3 separate regions of the Homo sapiens genome follow, and all the other regions are linked to region 1. Evidence: chromatin loops called from intact Hi-C (ENCODE). Cell type or tissue: heart left ventricle. All regions are shown on one strand.

The links. Peaks named below come from ENCODE experiments on the same cell type or tissue, not always from the same donor. Only the 100,000 strongest peaks of a DNase experiment are listed, where the experiment ranks them.
Region 2: a loop joins it to region 1, with 3 times the contacts of the local background. A loop is called at or near these places in 3 of 110 quality-filtered maps.
Region 3: a loop joins it to region 1, with 2.7 times the contacts of the local background. A loop is called at or near these places in 5 of 110 quality-filtered maps.

The regions. Positions count from the first base shown.
Region 1 is chr17:13,884,625-13,887,124 of GRCh38, reverse strand. The region is part of intron 1 of LOC100506974 (a long non-coding RNA gene); the gene reads left to right. Among named protein-coding and RNA genes, the nearest start is that of COX10-DT, 180 kb to the left of the region's middle. In heart left ventricle, no CTCF peak of the experiment used is centred here; a DNase peak (open chromatin) is centred at 1,044; H3K27ac peaks cover 606 bases.
Region 2 is chr17:13,790,958-13,793,457 of GRCh38, reverse strand. It overlaps LOC100506974 (a long non-coding RNA gene), which reads left to right. Exons shown (of 3, transcript XR_001752796.1): 3 at 2,425-2,500. Among named protein-coding and RNA genes, the nearest start is that of HS3ST3A1, 190 kb to the right of the region's middle. In heart left ventricle, no CTCF peak of the experiment used is centred here; no DNase peak of the experiment used is centred here; H3K27ac peaks cover 1,053 bases.
Region 3 is chr17:13,775,975-13,778,474 of GRCh38, reverse strand. It overlaps LOC107985014 (a long non-coding RNA gene), which reads left to right. Exons shown (of 3, transcript XR_007065628.1): 2 at 448-510; 3 at 739-1,847. Among named protein-coding and RNA genes, the nearest start is that of HS3ST3A1, 180 kb to the right of the region's middle. In heart left ventricle, no CTCF peak of the experiment used is centred here; no DNase peak of the experiment used is centred here; H3K27ac peaks cover 612 bases.

The DNA.
Region 1 (2,500 bases):
AGCCTTTGCTCCTCACTCTGACAAGAGGCATAACGAACATCTTTTGCAAAGTTTCTGATGCGCTTCAGTTTTCCTCCGGAGATGCCGAAGGAATATTATGGCATACTGAAGAGCAAACTCTAGAATGCTGGGAATGAAGATTGTCATATTTGGAACTTGGTAAAATTGGAACTTGGCTAAAAACGTTTTCTCTCTGGTATGTGTGCCCAGGGCACACACAGGTGGTTAGGAAGAGGTTTGTATCCCTGTCATATTTTAGTCTAACAGGTGATCTCTCTGAGAAGCTATGGAGTTATGATAAGGGGAGGGGTTGTGAGGAAAACACTAAAAAGATGTTTAGGCTCAACTGAAAGCTTAATGTAGGAAGAGTTCTTGCAACATCAGAATGTAAATAATTTACTTTACTCATTCTTTCAGCAGGGTGAAGGGAGGGAAGATTAATGGGCAGTTTAAAAGAAAGTCCAGTTAAAACCTTTGCTGCCCTGATGTCATGGATGCAAGAGCCAGTTTAATCTAAACAAAAGGGGCAACTCACCCATTTGGGCAGGGCTGGGAGACCACACAGTGGCTGAGAATTGACCATCAGCAGGGTCCCGCTCTTTATAGACCATTTGTTTCCATTTGTAGTGAAAAAGGAGATGCTCTTGTAGAGGTTAAGTCACCCAGTTATTTGTTATAAACTTTCAGAAAGGAATGGTTTTGAAACAAGTCTTAAGTGTTTCAGTGACAAATATTTAATGTCACCCCTGAGATTTATGGCTCTTCTGTTCGCCCTTTGAAAGCTTTTAGTTCAGTGGCAAAGGTTACCAGGGGCTTGCCCAGCAGAAAAGAGGTCTTTTCTGTTGTTGTTTTATCATCTTAGCACTGGCTGGAGAGTATTCCAAAGTTTCAGTAATGACTAATCACCCTTTCTGCTCACATCGTCATCTGTCCTACGACTGTGATTGTCCTCGGAGACTAATCTAAGGCATGTAAGTGCTCCTGGCATCTGGTCTCTCTGCTTTCACACCTCCACAGCTGTGATACAGGGCGGGAGGGCTGATCCCAGGCCATCCCAAACCACAGCACTGCAGAGCAGGGAGGCCCTGGGTGTTATGTACCTGCTGTTCCTCACTGATGCCCTGTCTGGAGCACCTGTTGTGTTGGGATACTTATACTAGAATAATCCAAATGGTGAGGCCTCATCACTTTTTGGCCAAGGTAGAACTTACTTCCTTTTAATGTCTAAATTTTGATGGTGAACACCCCTGCTGGCTTAATTATGGGAAATTAGGCCTCCTGAAAGTGTGCCTAACATGTTTCTGAAGAGGATGCTGGATACCACATCATGCTGCCACATTGATATTAATAGACCTGCTAGAGCTCACCAGTGTGGGGCATAGTGACCAGCTGCTAGTGACCACGCTGCCTCCACCTGGCTTTGGGGCGATGGGTCAGGGGGTGAGATGGGGGGTAAGTCTTCCCTCCTAATGATACAAAGACAGAACCATAACTCTGATAGAGCCTTTACCAAAAGGCTGATTATGACTTCTCATATCTCTCTCCATCTGTCCAGCCCAATTCTGAGATTCTTTATCAGGCTTCCTTCTTGCTCCATGTAATAAAAGCAACAGCTGACATTTATCGTGTGCTTATTATGTGCCAGGCAGTATTCTAAGCATTTTGTGTGTATTATTCTGTTAATCCTCATAAAACTCTTTGTGCTATTATGATCCTCATTTTTTAGATGAGGACACTAAGGCACTGAGAGCTTCAGCGACTGGTCAAGGGCACACACTAGCAAGTACGGAGTGGCATCCGATGCCAGGCTGCCAGACTCCAGAGTCTTCTTTTTTCTTTTCTTTTCTTTTTTTTTTTTTGAGACTGAGTCTTGCTCTGTCGCCCAGGCTGGAGTGCAGTGGCGTGATTTCGGCTCACTGCAAGGTCCGCCTCCCGGGTTCACGCCATTCTCCTTCCTCAGCCTCCTGAGTAGCTGGGACTACAGGCGCCCGCCACCACACCCGGGTAATTTTTTGTATTTTTAGTAGAGACGGGGTTTCACCGTGTTAGCCAAGATGGTCTAGATCTCCTGACCTTGTGATCCACTCGCCTTGGCCTCCCAAAGTGCTGGGATTACAGGCGTGAGCCACCACGCCTGTCTGACACCAGGGTCTCTTAACCACCATACTCTCTACTCTTTTCTTCCTCACTGGGAAGCTCTGTGCAATTCTCTGCCTTAAAATTCAGGCTCAATTGCTGGAAGGCCCCCAAAGGGAGAAGGAAGCTTCCCTCTAAGCCAGTTTAAGGCTCATCCACCAAGTCTTCCTTTTCTATCCCAGGACTGATCTCTTTTAAATGACTGACAGCTCATTTCCTTTAGAAGAGACTCCACTTCTGCCTACAGAGGGGTGGCCTTACCTTTTTATTCTCTCCAAGATATCACTCTCACAAAGAATGCCATGGAATAATATATTTGCCAAGGTCTGGGCTGTTCAATCAGGATGCAAAATAGCCATTTTTG
Region 2 (2,500 bases), 94 kb after region 1:
TGCCACCACACCCAGCTAATTTTTGTATTTTTAGTAGTGACAGGGTTTCACCATGTTGGCCAGGATGATCTCGATCTCCTGACCTTGTGATCCACCTGCCTCAGCCTCCCAAAGTTCTGGGATTACAAGCGTGAGCGACCGTGCCCAGCCAAAGTGGTCATATTATTATTTTAAAATTTTATTTTTAGTTGTTATGGATATACAGTAGGTTTATATATTTAGGGGGCACATGAGATGTTTTGATATAGGCATGCAATGTGTAATAATCACATCATGGAGAATGGGGTATCCATCCTTTTAAGAATTTACCGTTTGTTACAAATAATCAAATTATACTCTTTTAGTTATTTTTTAATGCACAATTAAGTAATTATCAACTACAATCACCCTGTTGTTATCAAATAGTAGGTCTTCTTTATTCTTCCTATTTTTCTACATAGTGTTATTATTAATAATACCTAATATATGTTGAATATTTACTATGTTCCAGACATTCTGCTAACGGTTTTACAAGATTATTTCATCTATTACTCACAAAAAAACTATACAAAAATAATTACTATTGTTTTATCACCATTTTACAAGTAAGTAAACTGGGTAAAAATTATACGATTTGCCCAAGGTCACAGAACTTTTGGGTTTTGGAGCCAGGATTAAGCACCAGTCAAATGTTCCCAGAGCCCACACCACTAACGATCAAGCTATGCACTCATTTCTTTGTCTTCTGCTTTTTTCACTGTCACCACTGCCTCCTCCTAAATACTAACTCTTGTCCCCTGACCTGACATGGCACTGTGTTGCTGAAGCCTGGAAGCAGAGATAGCATTTTCTGCAAGCTATGAGTGATGCTATATTTAAAATGACCAGTCTCCTGGAATGCCAGTCTCTCCCTGCCAACACAAACACATAGTCTTCTACTTTCAGCTTTCCAATGTCTTCTGAGGCAGAGCATTGAATCACTTCTCTTTCTTCTTTTTTAAATTTTTATTTGAATCACTTCTCTAGAGGAAGGCTAGAGGGCTCCTCATTCACAAGTCTACAATTCTTATTCATTTTGCTGACTAATATGAAGCGGACTCTGTTCCCCATTCTTATAAGACGGGCCAGTTAATTCTCTTTCCAGGGCCTCTCACATTCTTCTGTGTGAGGATAAGGTAGGACAGAATTTGTTCCCCTTATTTTATTAAGTATTGGTAGAAGTGGTCAAACAAATGAACATTTCCAAATTATCTTTTTTCTTTTTTTTTTTTTTTTTTGAGACAGAGTCTTGCTCTGTCGCCAGGCTGGAGTGCAGTGGCACAATCTCAGCTCACTGCAACCTACGACTCCCTGGTTCAAGTGATTCTCCTCCCTCAGCCTCCCGAGTAGCTAGAATAACAGGCACACCCAGCTAATTTTTGTATTTTTTGTAGAGACAGGGTTTCACCATGTTGGCCAGGATGGTCTTGATCTCCTGACCTTGTGATCCGCCTGCCTCGTCCTCCCAAAGTTCTGGCATTATAGGTATTAGCCACCATGCCCAGCCCCAAACTATCTTATCTCCAAGACACTCAATCCTTTTTTTTTTTCCATTAGTGACTCGTGATACAGAAGACTCACTCCTTTTACAAAAAGATAGGAAAATGTGCATTTGTGCTTGCATGCATTCTTTAGTCAAAGGAATCCCCTCTGCCCCCACCCAGCCAACATTTTTTTTACTCTGGTTTTGAAACTAATATTGCATTTTCTACTTTTTTTTCTTTTTAATAACAAACATTTAAATTTATAAATATATCCCTTTTATGTGAGATTCAAACAATATAAAATTGTTTAACAAGAACCCTGACAGCCCCCATTTATCTCTGTCACTATCTCAATCATTTTCCCAGTAGTCATTGCTGTTAACAGGTTGGATCATGGTTCTCAGTCCCTTTGCTGTGCACAGTTACACATACGGGTATATATTACATCTTTAAAAAACACAGTTAGGGCCCTAGTATGCATATTGTCCTATAGTTTGCTTTGTTCATCTGAAAATATGTCTTGGTGATTTTTCCATTTCATATTCCTTTTCAAAGCTCCATAATATTTTATAGCAAAGATATAGAATGCTCTATTTCAAGACTACCCTATTGATGGACTTTTCTTGTGGTCTATTTTGTGCTATTTTCAACAATTTTTTAATAAGTAATCTTATACACAAAGATATATAGGGTATAAAATTTCTAATTTATTTTCAGTTTTGACAGATACTATAAATTGCCTTCAGGAAAGTTTCATCTGTTTATAGTTCAAGTAACAGCATAGAGGAGACTCTGAATCCTTCAATGATCACATCACTTGATTTTATATAATTTGAAACATTTTTGCTAATCTGACAGAAATTCTTCTTGTATTTTTCAGAAAACTTATAATAAGGTCTTCATTCTGCATTCATTTCCGTAGCATGAAACCTGTGACCAGACTCCCTCAGTTCATACCATGGCTCTGCCACTTATTTGCTGCATGATCCCAGGCACGT
Region 3 (2,500 bases), 110 kb after region 1:
GATTTTTGAGCAGAGATTTGGGACCAAAGTTTTATATCTTGCTAATTCCAGGACTTCAAGTCATTACTTAAAACTGCTTCAGTTTGGAGTTTAGGAGAAATTGGTTTTTGTTTGTTTGTTTGTTTGTTTTTAGCCCTGTAAGGGTTACTAAACTCTCAGTCTACTAAAATTGAAGACTACAAGCAGAAAATGTTCCTCCTGGAGAAGCTGTATTCCCTTCCAAGGGCTTGCAGCCCATCCCATTGTAAACTGGCGGTCATCTGTCTCTTGTGGGTGTTGTTAAGACTGGTAATGGCAGCCAACACACCCACATTCTGACTGTTTCTGACCATTTTCCCTAATTCCTTCTCTACTTATTGAGTGCGCTATTTCCTTTCTTTTCTTTTCATTTTCTTTGAATCCCTCAACAGTGTCCATGTCTTATATTTGTCCCCTTCCTTTCCACAGTCATCCTCTCAGCTCTTAATCTGGGTGTCTGGTTACCAGTTCAGAAGCCGAATAACGAGATAGGTGGGTGATGCTTCAGCAATTCATCCTGGCATTCTGGCAGGATGAATTCCTCTCTGCAGTTCTTCTCTCTATCTGGCCAACTGCTGTAGTGACCACTGCCTGCTGCAATAGGGAATCTTGCTTTGGAGAGAATCCTCTATCCTGCCTCCATTGCCTTTGCTGGTGCCTGGCTTCTGGCCCAAGTGTTCTGTCAAGGCCAGTTGTGAATTCCACATGTCTTCTTCTCAGGCACTGCCACTCCTTATGCCTAGAGGCAGGGGTGGGGAGGAGGAGAATGACTGTTTTGTGGAAACCCCCAACTCAGAACCGCACAGATGCCCTGCAGTTCCACCTCTGCATGGTAGCCAAAGAGAGTCCTCTAAATGAAGCAATCTCTTTGAGCCTCTCAGCATCCCCGCACTTCCAGCATCACTCAACCCAGAAACAATAGAATCTACAAGGGGACTCCCTACATGTTTCTTATGAGGTCAGAATTGCCATCCTGGAAAGGTGAGTTACAGTGCTGCCCAGGTGATTCTTGTGTGTTACTCTATGTTATATCTATTGTATAATCTCACATTTAAATAGCACCATTCCTTTTATTGCAATGCTTATGAAAACTTTCCTTGTTTTTAGGTTTCCTTCGTCAGTCCAGGCAGGACTGTGCGGTTGGAAAAGGGACGGATGCTGGTCCTGGAAGGGGCGTCGTTATCTAGAAGCTCCCAACCTAAGTGGGTGACTCATAGGGAGGGCAAGGAGAGAAGGACACAGCAAGCAACTTACATGTAAAACAAGACGTGTGGGTTATTATGGAAGAAATTCACAACCAAACTTGGGGTTAGCCCGTATTGTTTTCCAAGAACTCTATGTGGACAGTGACAAAAAACAGACCTAAGAACTAGCAGACTGGGCAAAGCTTTTTCACATAACAACAACAAAAAAAGCAATTCCTCAGGAAAAAATGGTCAATGGGTCATTGTGTGTAGACAAAACTACAAGTTCTGCTCCAGACTCTGGGGAAACCATGCTGCCATCTTCAAGCTGTGGCCATTCTGTAATACAGACTACGCTAAATCACATGTTGTCATCAAGGCAGAATATTTTGTTCCTTTATGGGTCAGCCTGGGATACAAAATTAGAGAAACTTTGCAATGAAAAATCCCTTGTGTCTCATTGAACTTTTTCCTTAATTCAAACCTTTCCTTTCACAGTTTTGATTAGTGCCTTTGCCCATGTGGACAATATTTTATGATCAGGTTTTAAGAGTAATCCATCCATGGCTGCTTGGCTGCCTGGAACTTAAAACAACGACAACAACAATGTCCAGATAAACCCAATAAAATAGGTTTTTAAATGTGTGTGTGTGTGTGTGTGTGTGTCTGTGTGTGTGTGTGTTGTGCTGATCTTTAGCCTTGAAGCTTCACTCTTTCCCCTCTTCTGAAGAAAAGGTGTTTGCAGGGTGGCTGAACTTGCCAAACGCTGACGCAGAGTAGATCCAGCCTGGCAGCTGTCTACAATTCCTTGATGGGCCTCTTCTACAAAGAAGATTGATGTGAGTCAGCAAAGCCCTCATTAAGTGAGTCACATCATTAATAAAAGGCGCAGATTGCAAAGCGGTGTTTATTTCAGTGTTGATAGAAACCAGGACACAGTGGCCTTGAATCAAAAATAACCTTGGGCCAGACACATTGAACTTGGATCAGATCTGAAATCCCAGGCATTCATCCCTCCCTGAAGGCAAACATACGTCCAGATGATACCGCTGCCTTCCTTGTTGTACAAATGACTTGCTCCTCATCACCAGCATTTACCTTGTGCTTGACAGTTTGCAAAGCCTGTCCACTTACAAACTCTCTTGTTCTGACATGAGTGAGCCTTAAGCAGTGATTAAGTGCTCTTGCTCAGGTGTCGAGCAGTCCTGGGTCAGAATCTCAGCTCTACCATTTTGAAGCTGTGTGAACTTGGTTAGCTCATTTAACCCCTCCAAGGTTCAGACGACACTAAATAAACT